Regions from separate parts of the Homo sapiens genome. Here region 1 is linked to region 2. Evidence: chromatin loops called from intact Hi-C (ENCODE). Cell type or tissue: B cell. All regions are shown on one strand. Links, peaks and the distances in the headings refer to the core of each region. The heading gives the core; the rest is flanking DNA.

What was found. Peaks named below come from ENCODE experiments on the same cell type or tissue, not always from the same donor. Only the 100,000 strongest peaks of a DNase experiment are listed, where the experiment ranks them.
Region 1: a loop joins it to region 2, with 17 times the contacts of the local background. A loop is called at or near these places in 23 of 110 quality-filtered maps.

The regions. Positions count from the first base shown.
Region 1 is chr12:48,162,266-48,167,519 of GRCh38, forward strand. No RefSeq gene overlaps it. Among named protein-coding and RNA genes, the nearest start is that of ASB8, 7.4 kb to the left of the region's middle. RefSeq lists silencers at 2,801-3,095, 2,861-3,155. In B cell, for the core only: CTCF peaks have their summits at 3,054 (motif pointing left) and 3,254; a DNase peak (open chromatin) is centred at 3,026; H3K27me3 peaks cover 247 bases.
Region 2 is chr12:47,713,156-47,718,642 of GRCh38, forward strand. ENDOU (endonuclease, poly(U) specific) reads right to left here. Exons shown (of 10, transcript NM_001172439.2): 3 at 4,974-5,039; 4 at 4,363-4,500; 5 at 3,735-3,903; 6 at 3,145-3,344; 7 at 120-233. All of the region lies in intron 1 of RPAP3-DT (RPAP3 divergent transcript), which reads left to right. Among named protein-coding and RNA genes, the nearest start is that of ENDOU, 9.6 kb to the right of the region's middle. RefSeq lists enhancers at 4,581-4,700, 5,041-5,090. In B cell, for the core only: CTCF peaks have their summits at 2,318 (motif pointing right), 2,541, 4,572 and 4,773 (motif pointing left); DNase peaks (open chromatin) are centred at 2,336, 4,536 and 4,961; H3K27ac peaks cover 480 bases.

The sequences.
Region 1 (5,254 bases), core at 1-5,000, 450 kb after region 2:
TCTGGCTCTGTTGCCAGGCTAGAGTGCAGTGGCACGATCTCAGCTCACTGCAAACTTCGCTTCCCAGGTTCAAGTGATTCCCCTGCCTAAGCCTCCTGAGTAGCTGGGATTACAGGCAGGCACCACCATGACTGCCTAATTTTTGTACTTTTAGTAGAGAAGAGGTTTCACCATGTTGGCCAGGATGGTCTCAATCTCTTGACCTCATGATCCGCCCACCTTGGCCTCCTAAAGTGCTGGGATTACAGGCGTGAGCCACCATGGCCGGCCGAGACTTTTTGGTTTAAAGTGACTGTTACTTAAAGGATTGCCAATTATCAAAGAGTGACCAAAAAGTCAGGGGATCTTCCCAATTTTCTATTCAGGAGCAGGAGATTATTATCCTCCAATAAAAAATGTTTGTTTGTTTTTTTGAGATGGAGTCTGGCTCTGTCGTCTAGGCTGGAGTGCAGTGGTACCATCTTGGCTCACTGCAACCTCTGCCTCTCAGGTTCAAGCAATTCTCGAGCCTCTGCCTCCTGAGAAGCTGGGATTACAGGTGCCTGCCACCATGCCCAGCTAATTTTTTGTATTTTTAGTAGAGACAGGGTTTCACCATGTTGGCCAGGCTGGTCTTGAACTCTTGACCTCAAGTGATCCATGCCTTGGCCTCCCAAAGCGCTAAGGTTACAGGCATGAGCCACCATGCCCGGCAAGAAAAAAAATATTTTTAAAGTGGAAAAAGACAAAAAATAAACTTGTATTTTGATCACAGCCCATGTATCTTGCATTCACTATTCAGATTCCATCTCTGCATATTTTAGTTGGTTATTTCTGTTCTTGATGTTTTGATTACAAGTGATTCCATGAATTTTGTGTTTTAGTGTGCTGTGTCTCCCATAAGACTTTTAGGCCACTGTTTTTTTTCTTCCCTTCCCTCCTGATTCCAGTTCCGCTCTCAAGAAGTGCTCATTAGATGATGTTGATCAACAGTATGACGAATGTTCCTATTTTCAGACCTTGGCATAAACTTGATCTGGAAATTTGATAATGATGTTTTGCCTGTAATGATTGCTGCTATCACTGTTCAGCAGTATTAGTATCCAGACTCTGCGGGTACGGGGTATCCCAGTTTACAGACCTGGGTGTCTTGCCCTTTGAGTCTTGCCAGTACTGAATGGCCACAGGCTTTTGAGCAACTCCTAATTGGAGTAAAAAACCTTTATTCACTTGGCTGGCTCCATACCCTTTCCTGATTTTGAGTGGATCTTTCAGAGTGACAGTGTGCTGGGGGAGAGGAATTCTGCATTGCAAGCTTCTAAGTGGTAACATGAAGCATTTCACAACAGCTTTTAAAATCTCTGGCCAGAAATTATCAAATACTCCCCTGTCTTAAAGGCCCCATCCTTCTCTATCAGGGGTTGCCTGGCTAATGTTGATGGCAACGTTTCCCTGACACCCTTCCTAGAAAAAAGCAAGTTAAGTAAAAAGGGACCCCTTTCAAATAAGTTCTCCATCAACAAAGAAAAAGAAACAAACCAAAAGGGAGTTTGAGATACCCTAAGAGTGAAGGAAAGAGAGGGAATCAGTCAATGTTTACAAAATAGGGTAAAAAAATAAGATCCAAGTGTCAGACTAGTTGGCTAGTTGGGAAAAAATAGCTTTCTTTCAATAATGGAATATTTTACTTTACTTTGAATTTGTTCAATTTTTAGGACTATCACTTATAGCACATTCCTCATATTTAGAAATAATGTAATATTATGCAAACTTCATAAAGACCAAGATTCCAGTTCTGATAGTAGCTCTAGTTACTTTACTTGTAAAAGTAAGTACTTTTATAAGTAAAAGTAAAATTACTTACTAAAGTAAGTAATACTTTACCTGAGTCTCAGTTGTACAATGGGATGAGAGTATTAACACCTACTCCAAAAGTTAATTTCATAAAACCTAGACCACATTTGTGAAAAGTGGTTTTGTAAACTACATAAATGTTGACATGTCATCTTTATATGATTTTATATTTGTTCAAGGAGGTTACCAAATATCTCATCCTCCCAGTTACATTGTGGCGCCTTTAAAAGAGCAGAGATTTAGATTTCTATACTCATCTCTTTTGTCATTGCACAGTTCTAAACACACAATAGTTATTTAATAAATACAATGGAATTGAACTAAAATGAACAGATCTCCCAAAAATGGGAATAGTGGAGTGCCTCTATGTCCTAGTCCCTGACGTAGAAAAATTGAAAAGGAAGCTTTGGAACTAGAGCAAAGAAAAAGAAAGTTCAGAGGAAACATAATGTAAGTCTCATGAAACCTTTCATATGCTTAAACCTTGTACTAGAGAAAGTAATTCAGCAAAGAAAAGAACAGTATTAATGTGCAGCAGGGATACTCTCCCAAGACATGCCATCAGGATTAAACAAGGACTTCTTTCAGAAACTGCTCAGAGGCAGACATGCGCTCAATAGCCAAACTCTACTCTTTTTTTTTTTTCCTTTTAACTTTCCCCAGGGCTTGGGAAATTTTATGAATTATCTATTTTTTAAAAATTGGCTTTTAATCAATATTTTGTTATTATTTTTGGTCATATAGTCTACCAATATTTTCCACTATCAGAGCAATTATAAAACATTTTCAGTCTTCATAGAGAAAAATTGCCTGAAGGATTTTGAAAAAAAAAGTACAGTAAAAATACAAATAACAATTTTAATGATAATACTGAAATTATATATATATATGATACTATTTTTCCAAGAATGTAGGCATTTATAGCTAAATTACCTAGCAAATCAAGACTGAAGGGGACAAACTGGTAGGAGAGTTAATGTCGTCCAGGGGAGGGAAATTACAGAGGAAATGACTACTTGCTTGGTACAATTGGGTGGTCCAGATTAATCTGGAGAGTTCTATGAGCAAGACAAAGAGAAAAGAAAGGAAAAGAAAAAAGATCTGGTTCTCTGAATCCATTTGAGAAGCAAATTACAATCAATGTCAGAATTTTCTGCTCACCTGGGTCTATGCTATTTCTAATGGGAGTGTGTCTCCCCCTGGAGGGCAAGTAGAGCATTTGCTCCTTCTTGCTTCTTGCCCAAAGTTGAATGATTCGTTCTTGGTTCATTCATTGAGTCTTTGATTATATCATTAATTGGTTGATTGATTAATTCACCCATTAATTCAACAAATACTTATTAAGTTCTGTCACTGTGCTGTTTGTTGTGATAGACACTAAAGATCCAGCCAGCTAAGATCAAGAGAAATATGGTCCTGATCACTAGGAAAATTACAGTTTGATGTGAGAAACAAATATTAGATAGTCACCTGTATGCCTAAATAGTCACAATAGTGATGACTTCTGTAAAGGAAAAGTGCAATGGACTGACTATTTATGTCATCTCAAAGTTCATATGTTGAAATCCTAACCACCCCCCAAGGTGACAGTATTAAGAGGTGGGGCCTTCATGAAGGAGGTTATTAGGTCATAGGAGCACAGTCCTCGTGATGAGACTAGTGCCCTTCTAAAAGAGGGAACTTTGCCCCTTCCACCATATGAGGACACAGTGAGAAAGTTCTATCTATGAGCAAGTGGGGCCTCACCAGACACCAACATCTGGGATTTCTTGGACTTCCCAGCCTCCAGAGCTGTGAGAAATAAATTTCTGTTGTTTACAAGACACCCAGTTTACAGTACTTTTGTTATAGTGCCCAAATAAACAAAGAGAAATAGTAGAGAGGGTAATAGGATGATTCAGTAGAGGACCTAATTCAGGCTGGGAGGTCAAGAAAAGCTTCCCTGAGCATAGACCTGGAAGATGGGTGGAAACAACCAGGTCAAAGGTGTGGAGGTGTGGGGAGGGGGCCTCCCAGCCAATGGAGCAGGGTCAGGGTATTCAAAGACCCTAAGGAGGAAAGAGCTTAGGAACCTGGAAGACAAGGAAGAGGCCAGAATGAGAAGACAAGAAGCTGGAAAGGTAGGGAGGCTCCAGATCAGGTGCGGTCTTGGGGGACATGTTAAGGATTCTGAACTGTATCCCAAAAGAACAAGAAGCCTATCAACAGGTTTTATTCAAGTGACATGACCACATGTGTGTTTTTAAAGGACCACTTTGACTTTTTAAAGAAGAATGGATTATAGTGGAGCCAAGGCAAGGATTAAAATAGAGAAAACAGCAGCCTAAGTGATCTGGACAAAAAGTCAAGCAGGCTTAGATTTGAGTGGTGGCCATAGAAAGGGAGAGAAGGGGGTGAATTTGAAATATTTTAGTGTTAGGACTGATAGAACTTGGTGATTGGTTACAAGTTGGAGAAGGGTATTGTGGTCAAGAATGACTCCTAGGCTGGGCGCAGTGGCTCACACCTGTAATCCCACCACATTGTGAGGCCCAGGTGGGTGGATCATTTGAGGTCAGGAGTTCGAGACCAGCCTGGCCAACATGGTGAAACTCTGCCTCTACTGAAAATACAAAAATTAGCCGGGCGTGGTGATGAGTGCCTGTAATCCCAGCTACTCAGGAGGCTGAGGCAGGAGAATCGCTTGTACCCAGGAGGCGGAGGTTGTAGTGAGCTGAGATGGTGCCACTGCACTTCAGCCTGGGCAACAGAGAGAGAGAGACTCTGTGTATATATCTTTCTTTCTTTTTTTTTTTTTTTGAGATGGAGTCTTGCTCTGCTGCCCAGGCTAGAGTGCAGTGGCGCCATCTCAGTTCACTGCAAACTCCGCCTCCCAGGTTCAAGTGATTCTCCTGCCTCTGTCTCCCTAGTAGCTGGGATTACAGGGGCATGCCACCTCGCCCAGCTAATATTTGTATTTTTAGTAGAGACAGGGTTTTGCCATGTTGGCCAGGCTGGTCTCAAACTCCTGACCTCAGGTGATCTATCCACCTCAGCCTCCCAAAGTGCTAGGATTACAGGCATGAGCCACCATGCCTGGCCTATATATATATCTCTTTCTAAAAGTGTCCAAGATGGTTTAAAATGATATTCTTTGAAGACCCCTTATCCCAATTCAAAAATTTTTAATGACATAAATATAGCATTGAAACCAAAACCTAATAAAGATTATACAAAAGAGATAATTACAAACCAATATCATTTATGAATATCATAGGCAGAAATGCTTAAAAAAATTAGCAAATTGAATTAGACAGCACAGTATGTCATGACAAAGTAGAAACTGTTTTGGGAAGGTAAAGATGGTCCAATGTTAGGAAATTCATTAATATAATTAATATAATTATATCTAAGAAGGAAAGTCCTGTAATTATCTTCCTAG
Region 2 (5,487 bases), core at 223-5,222:
TCCCTCCCTACTAGCTGGCTGGACTGCTGATTAATCCACACCCAGGGCTGCCCTGCTCCTGAGCAAAGCCATTCCTCTTCATCCCTCCAACTCTTTCTTTCCAAGAAAAGTGCTCCCACCTGAGAAGACATGTTCAAAGCCACTCGAGTCCCCCTCTTCATTGCCTCTTGAATAGAGCCCAAACCACATGTTCTTCAAGTCATCGACAAACTCTTGCTCTGAGCCATAGCGATCTGCAGAGGAACACAAAGGGTTTTGGAGAGGGGAGGCAGGGCCAGGTCCTGGGAGCGCTAAACAGAGACCTGAAGAGCTACTTGCTCCCACACGTCAAGAAACATGTGGGTTCAATCAACAAATGTGTTCGGCTGTTAATTCAATGATTATCTATGGGATGCCTATTTTGTGCCAAATCCAGATCTAAAGGCTGAGGATTCAGCTGGGAATAGCAAGGACACGGTCTCTATCTATATTACATTCCACTGGAGGAGTCAAATAATAAGTAAACAATAAGAAATATGATTTCAGATCAGTGCTATGAAGCAAAGTAGCCCGTAATGACGGGAAAGGGCTGGCACATAAGTTGGCGGGGGGGGGGGGTCTTCTAGAAAGGAACATCAGAAAGGCCTCTGTGAAAAGGTAGCACTGATCAGAGAGCTGAAGGATAAGGAACTTGCTACACAAAGATCTGTGGGGAAGATTCCTCCATGTAGAGGGAACTGCAAGAGCAAAGGCTCCAGGCAGACTTGAGTTTGCTACTCAAAGAACTAAAAGAAGTCAGTGAGGCTGGAGCAGGAGGGGAGAGTGGTAGGAGAGGAGGTTTGAGAAGCAGCCAAGGGTCAGATCCTTCAAGCCATGGCAAGAAGGTCAGGTCTCAGGCAAATAGAAATAAAACAAAAAATGTTTTAGATTTACTAATTGCTTTCTGTCCACCTAGTGCCTGCCATTTTAAGTGCTTTCAATGTAACACTGAATCCTCACGTTGAATCTTCATATAAGCTTGGTACTAATTATCCCCAACTTAGAAATGAAGAAACTGAGACGGACAAAGTATAAAACTCATGCAAGATCACAGTTAATGAAAGGTAGAGACAGCACTTGAGTCCACTCAGTCTAGCTCCAGAGACCAATCTCTTTAACAACTCTATAGCTTCTTGGTAGTGCAGAGCCACTGAAGGATTTTAAGCAGGGGAATTGTATGATAGGACCTTTTAAAAGATCACCCTGGCTGTGTATGTTAAAAAGGCAATGGGGTGGTATGAGTGGAAGCAGAGAGACCAGTCTTGAGGCTCATGCTTTGTCTACGTAAGAAGTTGATGGGGCTTAGATGGTGGTGTTAACTCCGGAGGAGGAGAGAGAAGCAGTAGGCCCAGGACATATTTTGAAGTGGGAGTGATGGACATTACATTACTGATGGAGGAGATGGGAGTAGGGAACTTTGAGGTAAAGAGAACAATTACATCTAACTACTAGGCTTTTGGCCTGAGCAACCGGATGGGTTATGCCCGCCATTTATGAAATGGGGAAGACCCAGAGAGGAGCAGGTATTTTTGATGGGAACCAAAAATTATTTCTACACTAGGTTCTGTGTGAATATCAGTTAGATAGCTAAGTGGAAGATGTTGAGAAGGCCCTTGGGAAAGTTCAGGGCTGGAGATTTCAATGAGGGAACCATCAAAGATTGACTGTTTACTGCCCACAATTTTATATGGTGAATACAAAAGAGATACCAGACATATTCCTTCCTTTCCAGGACTTAAAACACATTTGGAAAACAAGACTACATAAAATAACAGAGAATGGTTTCACACACTGAATAGTTCCCCTTACTGAGCAAGGACTGAGTGCCAGGCTTTCTACTGGGTGCTTTATAAGCAGTCATCCTCAAAAACCCCATTTCAAAGGGAAGTCCCAGAGAGGTCAAATAAATTGCCCAGGGTCAAGTCACTAGCAAGTGGCAGAGCCAAGATTTAAACCAAGTCTCTCTGGCCCAAGGCTATTGTGGACCACACTCCAAACTCTGCAGAGGTGCCGAAAGCCAGAGTGAGCTGGGGCAGGTGCAGCCTTCACAAATGCGGTGGGATATGAATTATCATAGAACTTTAAGGATAAGTGGGATTTGGACAAGGAGAGAGGTGAGGAGAGAGTTAGTAACGGGACAGCCTGGCCTTGGCATCGGAACCCTGAGTTCCAGCCCCAGCTCCGCTTCCAACTCATTTGTGGCCTCAGATAAGTCTAGCCTGTCTGGCCTCCGTTTCTCTCATTTGAAAAGCCCTTGCTCAGTCTAGACCTCCAAGATTCTCTTGTGTATTTACTACGAAGAGAACGCCAGGGGGCAGCACAGGATTGCAACTTCTTCATAGAGTCACTCTTGTGTCGCTGTCACTTTACCTAAAAACAGTGTCACCAACTCTTAAGGGAGGCAGCAGCTCTGAGCCAAGGCACTCTCAGGGACAACGAGGGAAGACCCGGACAGAGCCACCCCTGAGACAAAGCCCAGCTGCCTGGAGTTGGGAAAGGAATCTGCAGGACAGTAACAAACACAACTCCATGCCAAGAAGTCCTGCGGCCAAAATCTTTTTTGGTCTGACTCAAATGTGTCTCTACCTGGAGGCTTTCCAACCACAACTCTTCCCGATAGGACTTCCCGCTCTGAACCTTTGTTGATTCTCTGATGTTGTTTCCCCAGCCAAAAGGTGGACTCAGCCAACCCGATTCCTGGACTTTATTGCGGGAGGAGGGAGTAGAGTCAGCGACTCTACCTGTCTGAAACATGGTGCTGACTCCAGGATCGCGGAGGTGGCTGAGACGTGCTCTGGGTGGGGGTGGGATGTGAGGGGAGGCTCACACCTGGCAGAGAACCCTGAGACTGTAGCAGAGGGTGGGCGTGCATGAGGCAGTTAACATGAAGTCAAAGGTGGGGTGATATCCAAGCCAGCCAGCCAGAGGATGTGCCAGCTCCTGGTTGGGTTCCTAACCTCTCCTTGGCTTCCCCCTGGCCTCATCCCTCATCCCTCCCAGATGTACACTGACCTCCACAGAGTCCCCACCGCCTCCTCACCTGCCCTCCTAACCTTCCCCTCCCCCGCCCACCTGGCTTCGCTCAGACAGACTCATGCGCTCTGGGGCCTGGGGGTGCTCACTCACTCTGGTGATGGAGGAAGCTGTAGAGCTCCTTCATGACTGCTGTCTTCATGATCTCTCTGAGGAAGGCGTCCTGCTCGGCCAGCTCCTGGGCACTGAAGTGCTCCCCATGGCCTGTTGCCCGCTGGTAGTTGTTGAGGAGGTTGATGAAGGCTGCATAGGTGGGCTTGGAGAACAGCTTCTCATTGACATAAGTGAAGAGTCTGGGGGAGGCAGAGGGGAGCCCCACTGAGAGCCCCAAACACAGGGCAGCGACCCCTCCAGAGACTTCTAGACAGGCCAGGGGCAGACAGGCGAGGGCTGGGTTCAGGAGCCGAGGGGGCACTTCGGGTACTCTTGAAAGTCACACATCAGGTCACTTTTCTTCCACCTCATGTTTTGGAAGAGCTGTTCTATCCTCAGCCTGGCCAATCACAGAAACCCTCCCAACTGGATATCCACAGTCCCTCAAGATGGCTTTGTCTCTGGAGAACTATTTTTTTTCTGCTCTCCCTTTGATCGTGCCTGACTTGAGGATAAAAAGTCGAGACATCGAAAGAAGCAAGGATAGGGGCAAGATTTAGGGGGTAGAAAGAGGAATTGTGGGAACTCACGGCTTTGGGCAGCGATCCACTTGGTTTCTGGTCTCTGACGGGGAGATGCAGTTTTGGCTATTGAGAACGATGTCTTCCTTCTGGGCTTTGTTGGTGTCTGCCCTGTAGATCTTCTCAGAGATGCTCTGAATCTCCTCTTTTGTTATGGCATCACTGCTGTGGGAGACCTCTGGGAGGAATTGGAAGAGGGGTGGCCTCAGAGCCAGAGGGAAAGGGGGGCGGGCAGGAAATTATCTGTGTACCTCCCCTCCTGGGCACCTTCAAGAAGCCAGCAAGGAGGGAGGGGGGCCACAGTTGGACACCCTAGTGGTGGACAGGGGCCCAGAGCCTAAAGGACGTGTAAAATCACCACACGGCATTGCCCACAGAATGTCCCCCGCCCCTTCCCCCTAGAAGGGGTCTCACGCTTGAGCATGCATCAGAACCACCTGGAGGCCCTGGTAGTACAGGACAGTGAGTCCCATCCCTAGAGTTTCTAATTAAGTAGGCCCGGAGTGAAGCCCCAGAGTTTGTGTTTCTAACAAGTTCTCAGACATTGCTGAAGCTGCTGGTCCAGGGACCACATGTTGAGAACCTGCTCTAAAGTCCTTCTGTCTCTGCAGCTTAGCTAAGGGAGCAGAAGACTAACCGTGGTCACTACACAGGCTCTCAAAATCCTTGCAGCAGTTCCCAAACTCTTGGCAGCGGGCATTGCAGTGACATTGGTGGTGCTTGTCAAAGGCTTCGTAGCAGCGGCCCTGGCAGGAGGTGGGTGCCGAGTACAAGTCTGAGAAGAGAGGGGTGGTGTGTCCCGGGCTGACCTCTAGAGGTCGCTCTGAACGCCCCACAGGCTGTCGCTCCCTAGCCTGGCTGTCTTCACTCTGCCCAGTAAAGATCTCCAGGGAAGGAAAACAAACAAACCTAATTCGTGCACACCCTTCACAGTCAGGAAGTCCTTTCTGATGCCGAACTTTACTTTCTGGCCTGCTGTTTTTCTAATCTTCTCATTCTAAAAATAAAATCTCTTCCACTTCCCTCTCCAGGCCTCAGGCTCTCTTTCCTAGCTACCCTCCTCCCATGGCCCCCCAGGCTGGCTGAGCCCCCCCAGGCTTCTTCCTGCCCAGGTTCCCAGAATCCAACAAGCCTCTCTCATCTGGCTGAGGCCTGGGCCTGGTGCCACTGCCATGGCCGCCCCTGCTTGTCACCCTCATGTCCCTCCTGCTTTATCTTGAGGGCCCCCCTTTGGGGAGGCAGGCTCACTGCTGGCGAGGGCCTCTTCTGTCTCTTCCTCCAGCTGTGGCAATGGCTCTGACTCTTTGTGGTCCTCTGCAGGTAGATAGAAAAATAAAGTCACCAACAACCTGAGAATTCCCCTGCTGCTTGGTTTCTGGTTCTCTGTTTCCCCAGCCTCAGGGGACAAGCAAGGGCACTGGAAGCAAATTCTGAACAGGGGCTGGGGTCCAATGGACAGGCACCAAATAATGATGATGAAAACAGAAAATGGAAGATGTTTCCAATGGAAGACACATTATAGAAAACTTATAAAAAAGGAAAATAATTTCCCCAGGTGACACATCTGGATTGAAAACTCTGACTTCGGTGATGAAAACTCTGATTTAACAAAAGTTGACAGATGGATAGAGGCTTGATGCTGTCCTAATGACAAAGCCCTCACTTAGGAACATCCTGTACCTAGAAAAACTTCTCGTCAGAGCTCAGGGTAAACTCTCAGGGCCTCAAGGAATAAGAGCTGTTTCCTGAGATTCCAACTTCC